Linked DNA regions of Homo sapiens: region 2 is linked to region 1. Evidence: chromatin loops called from intact Hi-C (ENCODE). Cell type or tissue: MCF 10A. All regions are shown on one strand.

What was found. Hi-C counts contacts between places; a loop is a spot of excess contacts. Peaks named below come from ENCODE experiments on the same cell type or tissue, not always from the same donor. Only the 100,000 strongest peaks of a DNase experiment are listed, where the experiment ranks them.
Region 2: it touches region 1 in a loop (5-fold over the local background); 21 of 110 quality-filtered maps call a loop at or near these places.

Annotation. Positions count from the first base shown.
Region 1 is chr11:78,559,795-78,567,794 of GRCh38, reverse strand. NARS2 (asparaginyl-tRNA synthetase 2, mitochondrial) reads left to right here. Exons shown (of 14, transcript NM_024678.6): 4 at 1,523-1,663. Among named protein-coding and RNA genes, the nearest start is that of NARS2, 11 kb to the left of the region's middle. In MCF 10A, a CTCF peak has its summit at 3,196 (motif pointing right); a DNase peak (open chromatin) is centred at 3,184.
Region 2 is chr11:78,428,105-78,436,104 of GRCh38, reverse strand. It overlaps NARS2 (asparaginyl-tRNA synthetase 2, mitochondrial), which reads left to right. Exons shown (of 14, transcript NM_024678.6): 14 at 1-137. It overlaps LINC02728 (long intergenic non-protein coding RNA 2728), which reads left to right and starts at 6,269. Exons shown (of 4, transcript NR_120564.1): 1 at 6,269-6,405. In MCF 10A, a CTCF peak has its summit at 3,688 (motif pointing right); no DNase peak of the experiment used is centred here.

The DNA.
Region 1 (8,000 bases):
AAATATAGGAAAATTGCATCATTTTAATTCATTGTGTATTCTTTCAGTATAATAGGAAGAAATGTAAGGAAATAAAAGAAGAAAATGCAATTTTTATTAAAATGTCATCCTTAATTTCCAAGAAATTCTAATTGATGTAAAATCAGAAATCAGGTTCTAAGATTTCTGAGAAATAGAGTGTAGAATAATTTGGAAATCAAGAGCGTAATATAGACGGTAACCATTTTTCTTTTTGTTTTTTTTAGAGGGATCTGTGATTACTAAAAATTTGCCGTGTGTTTCACTGTAGTAGTTCAACCTTGTCTGTGGTTTTGCTTTTCACGGTTTGTTGCCCACGGTGAACTATGGTCTCAAAATACTACATGGAAAATTCTAGAAATAATTCTTAAATTTTAAATTGCATGCCATTCTCATTGTGTCATGGAATCTTGAGCCGTCCTGCTCCATCCTGCCTAGAATGTGAATCATCCTTTTGTCCTGCTTATCTGTACTTTATACACTACCTGGCCATTGTTGTGGAAGAAAAAACATAATGTTTATATGGTTTGATACTGTCCGTGGTTTTAGGCGTCCACTGGGGGTCTTGGAACATATCCCCTGTGGGTAAGTGGGGGACTACTATATTCTTAAATTGTTCTTCCTTGGCTTCTGTTGGTGTTGATGGCTTCATCTTCCCTGAAGCCCTCTGATTCAGTATCATTTTGAAGTATTCCAACATTAGGGAATTCTGACCCCTAGAATTATGATATGGTCACATTTTCACTTTTAGTAAGTATAGTGCTTGTTTCTATACGACATAAAAGTTTGTATTTGTACAAGACTTAGAATGGATGAGACTGAAAGAAACAGGCTGCCAGTGTAGCTCTTTTTTAGCTTCTCTGTTATCTTTTTAATTAAAACTTTGATTTTTGTCTGAAAGGATGTGTCTGTCTTAATCTTGTAACATGAATGTGAGCAGTGTAGACATATTTCAATGTGGAGCCATAATTTTCTTTCAAATTTTTTGTAAATCTTTACTACTCTGCTAGATGGAAGTAGCACGTTGATAATAGTAATGAATTGCACCAATTGATTATGAATGATATGGGCTTTCAAGACATATAGGTAATTTTAAAATTGAACACCAGCCTTGTGTGTACATCTTTAATATCTACAATATTTTGAACTCCTGTGTGCCAAACAGTGGATATTTTGCATAATTAATCCTAACCTATTTGTAGGAAGTGGTTCACAGCTAATGGATACAAACTTGATAAATAACAGATGAGCTTCAGTGATATTAGCTCAGTTACTTGGCTAATAAGTAGTTGAGCTAGATTCAAACCTACATGTCTCTGATTCCGTCCTACCATTCCACTTACCTGGTGGAAATAATGTGGATTAAAATCAGTTATATTAAGAAATAAAGAAGGAAAGGATCTTAGTTTGGTTCCAAAGCGCTATTTAAGAAATACCCTGGAAACTGATTTTATTAAACAGTATCTCTTTTGACTTCTAATTTGTTCTTTTCATTTATTGGCAGGATTTCCCCATCAAATATAAAGAGAGGCATCCTCTGGAGTATCTGCGACAATATCCTCACTTTAGGTGTAGGACTAACGTTCTGGGTTCTATATTGAGGATTCGCAGTGAAGCGACAGCTGCTATTCATTCTTTCTTTAAGGTAAGATCCTAAAAGTTCCCTCTTGACCCTTTAAACAGTTTTAATAACTGTTTAAAAACAGTTGTGTCTTTTTCTCCTGATGTTAACATGTCTGTTAGTTATGGGTTAGTTTTGATTGGTCTCTTCATTATGGGTTATGGTTTCTTGACTCTACATGACCTAGCTTTGGGTGCCAGACATTGTGAATTTTACCTTGTTGGGTGTTGTGGGTTTGCACACAGCTATTGATATCGCTTTGATCCTTTGAGGTCTTGCTTATGTGATTTGTTAAGCAGGTCTGTAGCAGTGCTCAGTCTAGTACTATTTATTCCTCACTGAGGCAAAGCCTTCCTCAGGTCCCGACCTACAGCCTTGAGAATGATGAGTTTTTCTAGTTTGTGGAACAGGTATTGTTTCCAGCCAGCATGTGAGCACTGGGCACTGTTTTCTCTAATCTTTTTAGATGGTTCTTTCCCTAGCATTGGATAGTTTCCTCACACAAATGCACTGATCTACCTAATACTGCAAGGTGGCCCTCTGCAGCTCTCTCTCTGATATTCTAGCGTATGAACTCTAGCCACTTGGGTCTCTCCAGACTCTGAGTTGTGTCTCTTCAACTCAGGGAGTCTGCTGGGCTCTACCTTACTTTTTCCCCTTCCCTGTGCTGTGGCCTGAAAGATCTCAAGGTAGTAAGCTGGTCTACTGGTAGGGGTTTACCATGTTTGTTTCCCATCTCAGAGAGAGATGGCTTTTGTTGTTGTCTTGAAAACTATTGTTTCATGAGGTTTGCTTTTTATTGTTACTGTTTTTGTTGTTGTTTTACAGTGTTTTTGGTTTCCTGTTTCTCCATCTTGGTCATAGATCTATATTTTGTGTAAAGTAAGCACTAATTTTAAAGAGTTACTGGTGTTGATCAAGTAGGTCTATCTAATGACTAAGGACATTTTGTCTCATTTAGCTTTGCTTCTCAACCATTTCCCTCTACCTGGGAAAGCCACAGTTTAATGTGGTTGACAAGTTGCTAAGGTGAAGGGACCTTCTCTCCCTGTGGATGGGAGGGCCCCAAAGACAAGGAGTGATCCAGCAGATAAAGTTTATTGTTATTCCACGTGGTTTTGTGAGGCTTCCTGTGGTACTTCTCCAGATCCACCTAATTTGCAGAGGTTGTGTAATAGTGGTTATAGACTTCCCTTGGGCTGTATCCAAATTCACACAGCCCCAGTCTCACCAAGAAGGTTCTTGCCCCTTGAAAAAGCTCCTTCAGATTCACTTTTGGTCAAAGAGCTAAAGAACATCATGGCTTTAAGGCATATGCTTTTGATAAGACAAAGGAAAATAAATCAAATTATATAATGTTATCCCATTATAGTTTGTAGGGGTCCAGTTACACATGCTGTCAGAAACTTTGCTATGCAGCTTCCATGTGGATTTTCAGTACTGCTTGAACCACACAATTGTAAAAATACCTTTTTGTTTTTTAACCACATGGCTTCAACAGCTGATAAATTATTAGTTCTGAAGGTTTTGTAGGCTTTTGGCCACTAGGTGGTGGTATTGACAAGTAGACTACACTATACATTGATTACTTGAAACTTTTAGAGATATGTAAACAATTAAAAAGTAAGACAAGCTAAAAAAAAATTGAAATAAAAAAATAAAGTAGTCAGGGTGCAGTGGTTCACATCTGTAATCCCAGCACTTGGGGAGGCTGAGGCAGGAGGATCTTTTGAGCCCAGGAGTTGGAGACCAGCCTAGGCAACATAGTGAGACTTGGTCTCTAGTAAAAATAATTAGCCAGGCATGGTGGCATGTGCCTATAGTCCCACCTACTCAGGAAGCTGAGGCAGGAGGATCACTTGAGCCCAGGAGGTGGAGGCTGCAGTGATCCGTGTTTGTGCCACTGAACTCCAGCCTGGGCAGGAGAGTGAGATCCTGTCTTAAAAATATTATTATTACTGGGCACAGTGGCTCACACCTGTAATCCTAGCACTTTGGGAGGCCAAGGCAGGCGGATTGCCTGAGTTCAGGAGTTCAAGACCAGCCCTGGCAACACGGTGAAACCCTGTCTTTACTAAAATACAAAAAAATTAGCTGGGTATGGTGGCGTGTGCCTGTAGTTCCAGCTACTCGGGAGGCTGAGGTAGAATTGCTTGAACCCGGGAGGCGGAGGTTGCAGTGAGTAGAGACTGCGCCACTGCACTCCAGCCTGGGCAACAGAGCGAGATTCCATCTCAATAATAATAATAATAATAATAATAATAATAATACTGTGTGTGTGTATACATATATATATATATATATTTTTTTTTTTTTTTTTTTTTTTGATACAGAGTTCACTCTGTTGCCCAGGCTGGAGTGCAGTGGCATGATCTTGGCTCACTGCAACCTCCGCCTCCTGGGTTCAAGGGATTCTCCTCCCACAACCTCCCAGGTAGCTAGGACTACAGGTGCGTGCCACCACACCCAGCTAATTTTTGTATTTTTAGTAGAGACGGGGTTTCACTATGTTGGCCAGGCTGGTCTAACTCCTGACCTCAGGTGATCCAACCACCTCAGCCTCCCAAAGTGCTGGGATTGCGGGCGTGAGCCACCAACCCTGGCCAAAAATTACTAAAATGAAATTTGAAAAACATTCATGGCCGGGCGCTGTGGCTCACTCCTGAAATCTCAGCACTTTGGGAGGCCGAGGCAGGCAGATCACGAGGTCAAGAGATCGAGACCATCCTGGCCAACATGGTGATACCCCGTGTCTACTAAAAATACAAAAATTAGCTGGGCGTGGTGTTGCGTGCCTGTAGTCCCAGCTACTTGGGAGGTTGAGGCAGGAGAATCACTTGAATCCGGGAGGCGGAGGTTGCAGTGAACCGAGATTGCGCCACTGCACTCCAACCTGGCGACAGAGTAAGACTCTGTCTCAAAAAAAAAAAAAAAAAAAAATTCAAGTGGTTGGAAATAACTTGAATTTTAGCACCATTCGTGATAGAGTAGTTACAAAAATAGACACTTTTTGAGTAGTAATAAATTCACTTAGTATTTGTAAAGACCTGGAGAATATAATTCTGTTACCTACCTTTATGTGTGATAGTTATCTACCTTTATGTGTGATACTTAGGATTAGTTGTTTAAAGAACCCTTTCTGTAGTACTATAAGGCATATTAAGTAATAGTTATATGTTACCTAGTATTTTGTAGTGTTTCTTTGATCTGTTACTTTGGGTTTGCTAAAAGATGTTAAGCCTCCAAATAAAAAATTTTCGTAAGTTTCAGTTTTGTTAATTAAAATATAGAAATGTGGGGGAAAAATGGAAACTTGAACAGTACTTTTAAGACACTTTAAGGATCTAAGGTTATTTCTTGGTTTGAGTATGAAAAATATTTTTTGTATAACCTTGTTTGCTCATAAAACTGACATACTTGTTATGTACTAAAACTTGGCTATTTAGAATCCTCAAGGAATGAGTCATTCAGTAAAGCCAAGTTTCTGAAATAACTGAGGAATTTTCTCTTTAGGCACCAATTTTTTCTAAATTCCAGTGGAAGTGTTCCTAAAATGAATTACTTACTTTCCCCTCTTCCTCAGTGAGCCAGTAGAAAAGATTCTGCTCTTTCTTTCTCAGTGAGTCGAGGTTCTTCCTGTGAGTATCAGGGATTGTTCTTCTCTGTATGGCAGCGTTTTCAAAGCCTGCCACTGACTATGTGAAGTATTTTTGTTGTTGTTGTTTTGAGATGAAGTCTCATACTGTTGTCCGGGCTGGAGTGCAGTGGTGCAGTCATGGCTTACTGCCACCTTAATCCCCCAGGCCCAATTGATCCTCCTACCTCAGCCTCCCAAGTAGCTGGGACTATAGGCATGCACCACTGTGCCTGGCTCGTTTTTTTTAATGTATTTTTTGTAGAGATGGGATCTCACTGTGTTGCCTAAGCTGGTCTTGAACTCCTAGGCCCAAGCAATCCTGCCTGGACCAACCAAAGTGCTAGGGTCCAGATATGAGCCACTGTGCCCCAGCCTATGTGGAGTATTCTTTACCTTTGTGTAGAATGTCTCCAAATTGCTATGCCTTTGAGTTCCTGTGACTGCTGTTTATGTTTTTTGTTTTTTGTTTTTTGTTTTTTGTTTTTTGACAGAGTCTCGCCGTGTCACCCAGGCTAGAGCACAGTGGCGTGATCTCGGCTCACTGCAACCTCTGCCTCAGCCTCCTGAGTATCTGGGACTACAGGTGTGCACTACCACACCGGGCTAATTTTTGTATTTTTTAGTAGAAACTGGGTTTTACCATGTTGGTCAGGCTAGTCTCAAACTCCTGACCTCAGGTGATTCACCCGCCTCAGCCTCCCAAAGTGCTGGGATTACAGGCGTGAGACACTGCTCCTGGCCTCTTTATGGAATTTTAAAATCTGTTCTTGCTGTCACTTTATGTTGTCTATGGCCTGCCTGTGGCTAGCAATTCCTTTCACGTTTCCTTTTTTGTTGATTCTGATTAAATAATAGTTATTTCAGTTTCACGTGAAAGAAAAAGATAATCTATTAGTCTTCTCTTACTGATGTGTATGGGCCGTAATGTATGAACTTTATAATTTTGGGATACTCAGAGCCTTATAAAATATCTGGTTTTAGAATGTGTATTAAAATATTTAAATACTTGGAGGTGATGGGTGGAATCTGAAAAATTGGGTGAAAGTGGTTGCTTTTATTTTTGGCCTCTTTTCTGGCCTTCATGTTTCTACTTAGGAGCCCCTTTGCTGCGGGACAGTATAAATAAGTGACACTGGAAACCTATTTGAGGCACATACTGACAATACTTAACCACTCCTTGCTATTTACTTTCCTTTTATTCTTTTTACTCCCCCACCCGCTTTCACTTTTTTGGACTTTGTTTGCACGGCTGTATTATTCTTCCTTTGTACTCTCTCCTTTATTAGCATTTGGTAACGTTAGGAACTTTGATAAGCCTTGCTAGCAGTTTTAAAGCAGCGAAAGCTGCTGGGCCCTTTTGTAATGTTTAGCATTAGTTAAGTATTAAAAATAATTCCCACTAGGTGTGTGATTTAAAAAAAAATCTCAGTTATTTTCCTAAGATTTACAGTGCTGTTTCTTGTGGCATTTGACCAGTTCTAACTTGGGCAATCATGTTTAGCCGTTAAATTTTCTCCTCCCTCTCCACCTCCCCTTCCCCACCCTCGTTTCCTTTGGATTTTTCACTTCCTTTCTTTGTTTACTGCACTCATGTTCATAGTTGCCTACGTTCATGTGGAAGAAATGTTTCATGTCCATGATTCTTGGCTCCTAGGAGATAAAAATTTTATGCAGTAATGTTATTGATCAGATTTTATTGGTTTTCTATAATGTGCTCTGTGCAGCACCTCTGGGCATGTTGCTGTCAGATTAAGTGTACATTTTAATACTTTCTGAGACTGCTAATTTAGAGCTTGAATATTTAATCAGTCCACATCATAAGGCAAGTTGTTGACTGAATACTTTGTATTATAGCCAGAATACTTGAATTTGAGAAGGATCATATTCGGGAGGTCCCTAGTAATGCATAGAGACAATCTACACTCCACCAAACTTGGCAGAGATATGTATTTAAGAATTTATTGTATTGATTCCAAGACCAAAATTTTGCATTAAGCATGTACTATCCTACATTTCTATTATAAATTCACTTTTCGTTACCTGCAGTCCCACCCTGCAAACATCTACATTGTGTGTAACCTTTTGCTTACATCCATAGTCAAAATGAAAGAAGCATAACCTTGAAGTTGCTGACTAGCAACAGCTTTTGTGGTTCACTAATGGAAATAGTCTCAGACTTTTGTTCGGAAGAGCTCCATTTGGGGACCTCGGTAATGGATGGATTTGCTGCTGCTCAGAATATTCCTTCAGGCAAAGGAAGTACACTGCCTGTGCCATGTGGAGTCCATTGTGCCATCAGTTTAATGACAGAGACCTCCTAAAGATCATTTCTGCCTTTTTTTGCTGTTTGTTTATTCAGTCTCTATTTGTCTACTTTTTCTCCTTTTTTGGTGGTTCATTACAATTGAGGTCATATTTCAAGATAAGTTTATACTGATCGCTTTGTATTCCTCTAGCAACGTGGGCAGCATCATTATGCATTAGCCTATAGTGTGCGTATGTGTTTGTTAAATCACCACCAAAATGTTAGAGAAATGGGAAGAGAATATAGTACTAAAGAGAGAGCATGAAGACCTAGGTTCTAGTCCTGGCTCAGCCACTGACTAATTGTGTAACTTGTGGAAAGTCACTAAATCTGTCTGGGCCTTAACTTCCTTATCTTTGAAATGAAGATGTTGGACTAGTTAATGTCTAAGTGTGTTCCTGAATTAAAATTATTTGTGC
Region 2 (8,000 bases), 130 kb after region 1:
AATAACTGTTGCTTTTCAATTTTCAAAGCTGTTGAGATATTACATTAAGTATTTCAACTCTTTAATCACTGTTGTTATAATTTGTTTATATTTGATGTTTATAATTTGTCTAATAAAATAGATTTTTTTAATAGACACCTATGGAAAAAAAGTTATATATTTTTTAATTTCATTTGGTCCTTTCCCAGTAAAATTTGGAAGAAAGGTATTTTCAATCCAAGATGAGGATGGGAGTTTGGCTGAGCCTAAAGGATGGGTAATTCTAGAGTTAAAAGTAGTGTGGTCAGCTGGGCATGGTGGCTCACGCCTGTAATTCCAGCACTTTGGGAGGGTGAGGCGGGCGGATCACTTGAGGTCAGTAGTTCCAGACCAGTCTGGACAACATGGTGAAACCCCATCTCTACTAAAAATACAAAAATTAGCCAGGCGTGGTGGCAGGCGCCTATAATCCCAGCTACTTGGGAGGCTGAGGCAGGAGAATCACTTGAACCCGGGAGCCGAGGTTACGGTAAGCAAAGAACGGGCCACTGCCCTCCAGCCTGGGAGACAGAGGGAGACTCCATCTCAGAAAAAAAAAAAAAAAAAAAAAAAGTACTGTGGTCTATGAGAGTGAGAAGAGCATTGATTGGGGAGTTTAGAACCTGACAATTCTAGCACTTTAGACAGGCTGCTTACTGTGTAGGAGCTCAACATCATTTTCTTCAGAGTTGATAAAATAATTACATGTGTGTTTGTGTGTGCGTGTGCGTGTGCACACACACACATGCATATGTTTAAAACTGAAATGCTACAAAAACTTTTTTAAAACTCTTGTTTTAGTCTTTGTCTTCATTGAGTTACATGTATAAGGACCTATATAGCAAATTGTATTCTCAGTAGAATACGCATGTATCAAGTAATTGTAAATGGGCATGCATGCCTGAATAATCAGTTTTCTAAGTCTCATTAGATGGGTTCTCCTAGATTATTTCCTAATGAAATTTGTATGTATACTTTATTTTAACCTAATTCAAAATCAAACAGCTGAAAAGAAACAAATTCCAGAGCCTTAAGAGTTGGAAGACACCTGAGAGTTTGTCAAAGTTGACCTTCTGCCTAATGCAGAGAGATTCCATTTACCTGGGCACTTGGTTTTCCAGCCTCTTTTTGACAAAGAAATCAGTGTCCTACAAAATTGCTCATTCCATTTCTGAATCTAATTGGTAGCTTTTGCTGAGCTAAAATCTCAGGAAAATCTACTTCCCTGGAACTTTAATCCCTTGGGCTTAGATATCAAGTTTAGGACAGGCTAAAAGGGATAATTAGGGCTTCCATAAGGCTTGCCTCAACCATAATTAGAGAGAGAAATTCATTTGTTTATTCAACAAATATCTGAGCTTCTTTTATATGCCGAGACTATGTGGTAGGTGCTATATAAACAGTTGTGGATCAAACAGAAATGACCCTGCCTTCATGGAATTATTAATATATTTGAGAAGATATATAATAATTAAATAACTTATTTCAAAATATAGTATGTGCTGTAAAGTTATATGAAGAACAGGAAAGCATAGATAAGCTTGCTAGAAAAGGCATGTCTGAAAAAGTGACATTTAACCATAGACCTAGAAGATAAAATGCAGAAAACATTTTAAAAATATTTGCAGCATCAGCCTGTATTGATTTGGCATTCAGGTCTTACTAGATACCATATTAATTTTGTGGAATGAGGGACATTTATAGACCCAGAACCTGGAGGCACTATAATTTCCAAGGCTATCAGGAATTATGCCTCCCATGATTTTTGAGGGACCTGATAGCATTGTAATGTTAACATGACAGAGGTTAACAAAATAATAGTGATGGAAAGATTGCTGAGTTAGAGAAACCCCAGGTTCTGGACCCAGCATTACCATAAATGTAGTTGTAGAGCATTAGGCAAGTAAAATAATCTTTGTGACCTCCAGTTTTTTCATCTATAGTACTATCACATTTTGAAGTAGGTAAGCTCTATGGATCCTTTTATCTCTTAATCTTCTGTGAACCTGTGCTGAACTTAGTCACTAATAATTGATTTAGAGTCTAACCTTTAGGCAATATGTAGTCCCCTATTTTAGTACATATTAAGTCTCCAAAATGTATAACGAAGTCACATCGCTGAAAGTTGAACAGTAGTCTTAAATGTGTTCATATACTGTATATGTGGAAGGAGGAAAGGTCCTTCTCAAGGCATCTTGCCTTTTTGATAGTGTTTTCACCAATGTATTTCCAAAACTTTATACATTCTTTTCCTTGATAGTTGATCACACAATGAATATCTGGTTGAAGCCAAATACTTGCCACCTATAGCAAGCCTAATAATTTGTCTTTGGTGCAATACTTCTATTTTGCCAATAATTGAACAAAAACAAAAATTCAAGTCAGACAAAGATGATGAAAATGCCAAAACTGAACTGTTGCTTGCAGGCAGCATCAGCAGGAAAAAACTCAAAATGTTTACTCATCAGCTGAGATATGAATATCTAAATTCTACATTGCAAACAGTGTTGTATAAGTCAGTGTATAATGAATAAACGTATGGATTCAATAGTTGAGTACTGTCTACACCATAATAGCTTTTAGTGCTCAGTTTCTGAGTTAAAAGGTGATAAGAGGGTTAGTTTTTCACTTGAGCAACCCATTTCCAATGAGGAAAGAAATCAGATTATGTTTTCCTAAGATTTCCAAATGCCACCTGAAAATAAGAACCCCAGCAACCAAAGTAGAAGTATATTCTAAAACTTAGAAAGGTTTTTTCCATTATTCTCATTCTTATTTCAAATTTTGAGATAGGTTGAGAAAAATAGTTGCTTTCCATCTGGCTGTCCTTTTGCCTGGGGAAAGTTGTGCTGTCATGTTTTTAGGTCTGACAAGAACTTAATTGTGTGAGTGATCCATTCCAGATCTAGACATAACTCTCCAACCCAGAGACTCTTCAACTGTCACAGAATAGCAAAAGAACTATTTGACCTTTTGTTCTTGTCAGACTGGATCTGCCAGAAGCCTCCCTCTACAATGTTATATATTCATATTCTCTATAAATTGAATGTAGACATTGAAGCATGACTGAACAGGCATTGAAGATGTACTTGGTGAGGTGGATTAACTCTACCCATCTTTAAATCCGTTGCTTCAGATAATTATAGATGAGAGATGCTTATTTGGATTGGATTGCTATTTATTCTTATGTTTATTTTACTAAGTGGTGAGGCAAGAACACAAAAATGTACAGTTGAAAGACAGATTGGCCTGGGTTGATTGATAAGTAATGTGTGGGGTGTTTTGGCTTCTGATCAATATTTGTATTCAGTCTGCAATCTATGTATAATTAAAAAAACAGGTGAGAGTAACATCTGATTATAATTTCTCCCCAGTTAATCTTCAGAATTAAAAGATAGTAAAAGCGTTAAGAAAAGGGCAGAAAGCGGGCCGGGCACGGTGGCTCATACCTGTAACCCCAGCACTTTGGGAGGCCAAGACAGGCGGATCACCTGAGGTCAGGAGTTCGAGACCAGCCTGACTAACATGATGAAACCCATCTCTACTAAAAATACAAAAATTAGCTAGCTGTGGTGGTAGGCTCCTGTAATCCCAGCTCCTTGGGAGGCTGAGGCAGGAGAATTGCTGGAACTTGGGAGGCGGAGGTTTCAGTGAGCCGAGATGGTGCCATTGCACTCCAGCGGGGGGCAGCAGAGCAAGACTCCATCTCAAAAAAAAAAAAAAAGAAAAAGAAAAGGGCCCAAAGCAACCTTAATCACTGTATTGAAATGATTTAGTATGGCTTTTGTAAGAAAGTATTTTAAGTCATGGTCAGCATCCCTCCCTGAACTTGGACATTCTACTGTTGCCAGGAGCCCTAGATTGGCCTGTGATCAACTAAGGCTCCAGTTAGCTGTTGTGCAGTTTGGACCCAGCATTACCATAAATGGAGTCCAGCGAATTTCTAGCCATTATCAGCACACTGGATAGTTTCTGGGGGACCTTTATAAAGAAGACACCAGGAGTTTAGGTGGTTTTTAAACTGTCATTCAGGCAGCTGGTCATTGAATTAACATAGCTCATGACTTTTCAAAAATTTTCTGCTATACCTTTACTGTTCATAATTGTTACTAATAACATGACTATTATTTAGGCATTGCTTTACAGTTCACAAACATGTTTCATGTATCTTATTTTCTTAGTTATCAAGACAATACATTGTGGACTTTGTTCCTTTGTATCTTACTGGTCATGAAATTTATTTGGTTTATTTGTTATAAAAATTCAAAGTTCCTTTTGGGAGGCCAAGGCCGGCAGATCACAAGGTCAGGAGATTGAGACCATCCTGGCTAACACGGTGAAACCCTGTCTCTACAAAAAAAAAAAAAAAAAAAAAAAAAAAAAAATTAGCCGGGTGTGGTGGCAGGCGCCTGTAGTCCCAGCTTACTCAGGAGGCTGAGGCAGGAGAATGGCATGAACCCGGGAGGCGGAACTTGCAGTCAGCCGAGATCACACCACTGCACTCCAGCCTAGGCAAAAGAGCGAGACTCTGTCTCAAAAAAAAAAAAAAAAAAAATCGAAAGTTCCTAATACTGAGAGAAAGACTGCAAATAAAATTCACTGCCCTCAGCTTCCAGAGAAACCAAAAAACATAAAACCTAATAACCAAAGAATCTTGCATCTTAAGCCCCAGAGTTTACTGAATGTGTCGCAAAATACTCACCTTGACCTTGTTCTACCCAGGGTGAAGGGACAGGAGAATGTGAAGGAAGATGATGTTTGATCTCAAATACATTGGAGTAAAGAGAAACACTAAAAATGGGGTAAAGGATCCTAGACCCAGCAATGTACTTAAGCTCATTGTGCCTCAATTTGTTATCAGTTTATACTCACATTTGCCACCTTCCTTTTAGGATCATCTTTGAATTGTGGATAGAAAGATACATGAAAGAAACTTTGATAGGAATTATTAATATCTTCCTCGAAGTCACAGACCTTTGATTTTTCAAGGTAATAATCTGAAAATAGATACATGGTGAGCCTGTGTAACAAAGGTTTTTTTTCTGCAACAGGTGCCCATGTACACAGCTGGAACTGTATTTTGCCGAACCTGAGCCATCTACAACTGTGATTCTTTGATTCATAACTTTCTCTACACACTAGCTCAATAAGAATTGCTGGTTTGCCATTTTCCTAGGAACCTAGTTTTGAAAAATCTTGGAAAGAAGATAATTCTTCCCGTTTATGATATATGAACTACTCCCCTCTGTATTTCTCCTGATTCCTAGTAATTTACCTATTGTAGCTTCACTGAATAGGAACTCACTATCTTAATAGAGATCTTTTATTTATTTATTTATTTATTTATTTATTTAGAGACAGGGTCTTACTCTCTCACTCAGGCTAGAGTGCAGTGACGTGATCACAGCTCACTGCAGCCTCAGCCTCCCAGGCTCAAGTGATCCTTCTGCCTCAGCCTCCCACGTAGCTGGGACCACAGGCACAAGCCACCACACCCAGCTAATTTTTGTATTTTTTGTAGAGACAGGGTTTTGCCATGTTGCCCAGGCTGGTCTTGAACTCCTGGGCTCAAGCAGTCCTCCCACTTTGGCCTCTGAAAGGGCAGGGATTACAGGCATGAGCCACTGTGCCTAGCCTTATTTTTTGGAAACGGTCTTGCTTTGTCGCTCAGGCTTAAGTGCAGTGATGTGTACATGGCTCAATGCAGCCTCGACCTCCTGGGCCCAAGCAATCCTCAGCCTCCCATGTAGCTGGGATCACAGGTATGTGCCACCACATCTAGCTAATTTTTTATAGAGACAGGGTCTCACTTTGTTGCCCAGGCTGGTCTTAAACTCATGGGCTCAAGTAGTCCGCTTCCCTCAGCCTCCCAAAGTGCTGGGATTACAAGTTTGAGCCACCACACCCAGCCAAGAAGTTTTTCTCTCCTCAGAGAGCTCTGGTTGTTAGAAACTTCTACCTGAGAATAAGGAAACCTGTCTCTCTGTATCATGCAAATGGAATAAAATAGAAACACAACTCCTCCTGTTTTCCAGTATAGAACCTCTAACTGCTCAGGTGGACTGTCTGTCCTTCCCTGAAGTGCTGCACCCCTCTGTTATTCATCAGGTCGTGTGTCCTTATAATGGGCATTTCTATTGGTACATAAAAGCTTCCCTCTCCTGTTCACTCAGCTGCTACCCAAGTTTCCTGTGATACCAATCTTAGAAGAGCTTTCAAGTCTCCACTGCCTCCTTCCTATCTGCCTTACAGCCTGTGGTGGTTGCCGAAGAACTTTAATTACAGTGTCAGAGTGTTCAGGGACAGTCCCAACTCCCTTCATGTGAGGATTGCAGAAATGGGCTTGGATCGTATACAGACAGCGTTATGAGGCATTGCTGAAGAACAGTAAGTTCTTACACAGAAGTTGTCAACTAATATATGCATTTTCTTTGCCATACCCCAAGAGGCAGGAGCTGATTCCTATATAGTTAGGATATAGCTGACCAATGTTCTCTTTAAATGTAATTTCCATCTGCCACATTTTAAATTACAGGTTTTTGCATCAGGAAACTGTTGGGTCCAATTATTTGGTGCCTTGGAAAGGGCATTAAATGCATAGTGAGAAGATCCTGGTTTAATCTGACATTCCACTTACTAGGTGTAGAAGCTTGAGCAAGTTAATTAATCTTTGAGTCTGTATACCCAGCTGCAAAATGAGGATAATGCTTATCTTACAGAGTGTTGTGAAAGCAATGAAGATTGTGTGAAAGGGTTTCATAAACTGACAAGCACTGCACAAATGTAAGGTCCCCTAAGGAAAACCTTTTCAAAACTCAAAATCTATATGAACAGAGATACTTATTCATGTTGGGTGGAATGTTTTACAGCCATTAAAAATTGTAAGAGAAAATATATTGAAAAATACAATCTAAAATGGTGAGTTTGCAATTACAACAGTGTAAAACCTGTGTACATAGACTAGAATATGGAAAAAATGGATTACAGGGTAGTGGAATTGAGTGACTTTTGCTTTAAAGACTCTTAGGTATATTAGGTGTATTCAGTTTAGTTCAATAAACTTTTATTGAGCTCTCACTCTCCCAATCCCCGTGCTAGATTCTATGAGTGCTGAGACAAATAGGACATACTCCCTGCTCTCAGAGACTCCCATTCTGTACAGTCTTGTCAAAGTTTACTGTGTATGTGAATCACTGCGGAGCGTATTAAAAATTCACATTATCTTACTCCCACCAGAAGATCTGATTCAGTAGGTCTGTGATGGAACTAGCTCACAATTTACATTGTTTTAAACAGTCACCCTGAGTAATTCTAGTGTAAGTATTTTAATTCTGTACTGAGAAACCTGCAGTGAGATTTTAATATTTTTACACTAAACGGTAAGTAATAATTATACAAATCTGCTCATTGAAGAAGTTACCTGTTTTCTCTGCATGCTTGAGCTGGTTTTTATGTGTCTCTATCAAGGATGGGAAGGCCAGCCTGCAGTGATACCCCTTGGAACCCTTGCAGTGTAGAAACTACCACACCTCTCAACTTTTATCTCTTTTCCTCACTCCATTTCTCCCCACCACTTCTCCTAATGTTTTCTTCTTTCTATGCAAGTGTTAATCTCCCACTCTGGTTCCTTCTATGCCTAGTACTGTATCAACATCCAGGTGCTTCCCCTTCCTTTCTCCACCCCACCCCCCAGCCAGATATGTCAATTGTATTGAAAACAACTTACATCTAGTTTACTAAGTACAAACTTGTGCTGGTTAATGCTTCTCAAAAAGTAGGAGTGGGCTGTTTGTTGAGATCAACAATCATTTTTTTAAAAATCCGATATGGAAATTTTTGTGTCAAGTTTCACTGTCATTTAGTTCTTGACTGATTTTCTTCTGATGGGTTAGTAGCTCTCAACAGAAGATTTTAAAAGTCCCCTGCTCAGGTACCTGTCCTGCCGATAGAGCTGGGGTGTACCCTGCACCCTGACTCAACAT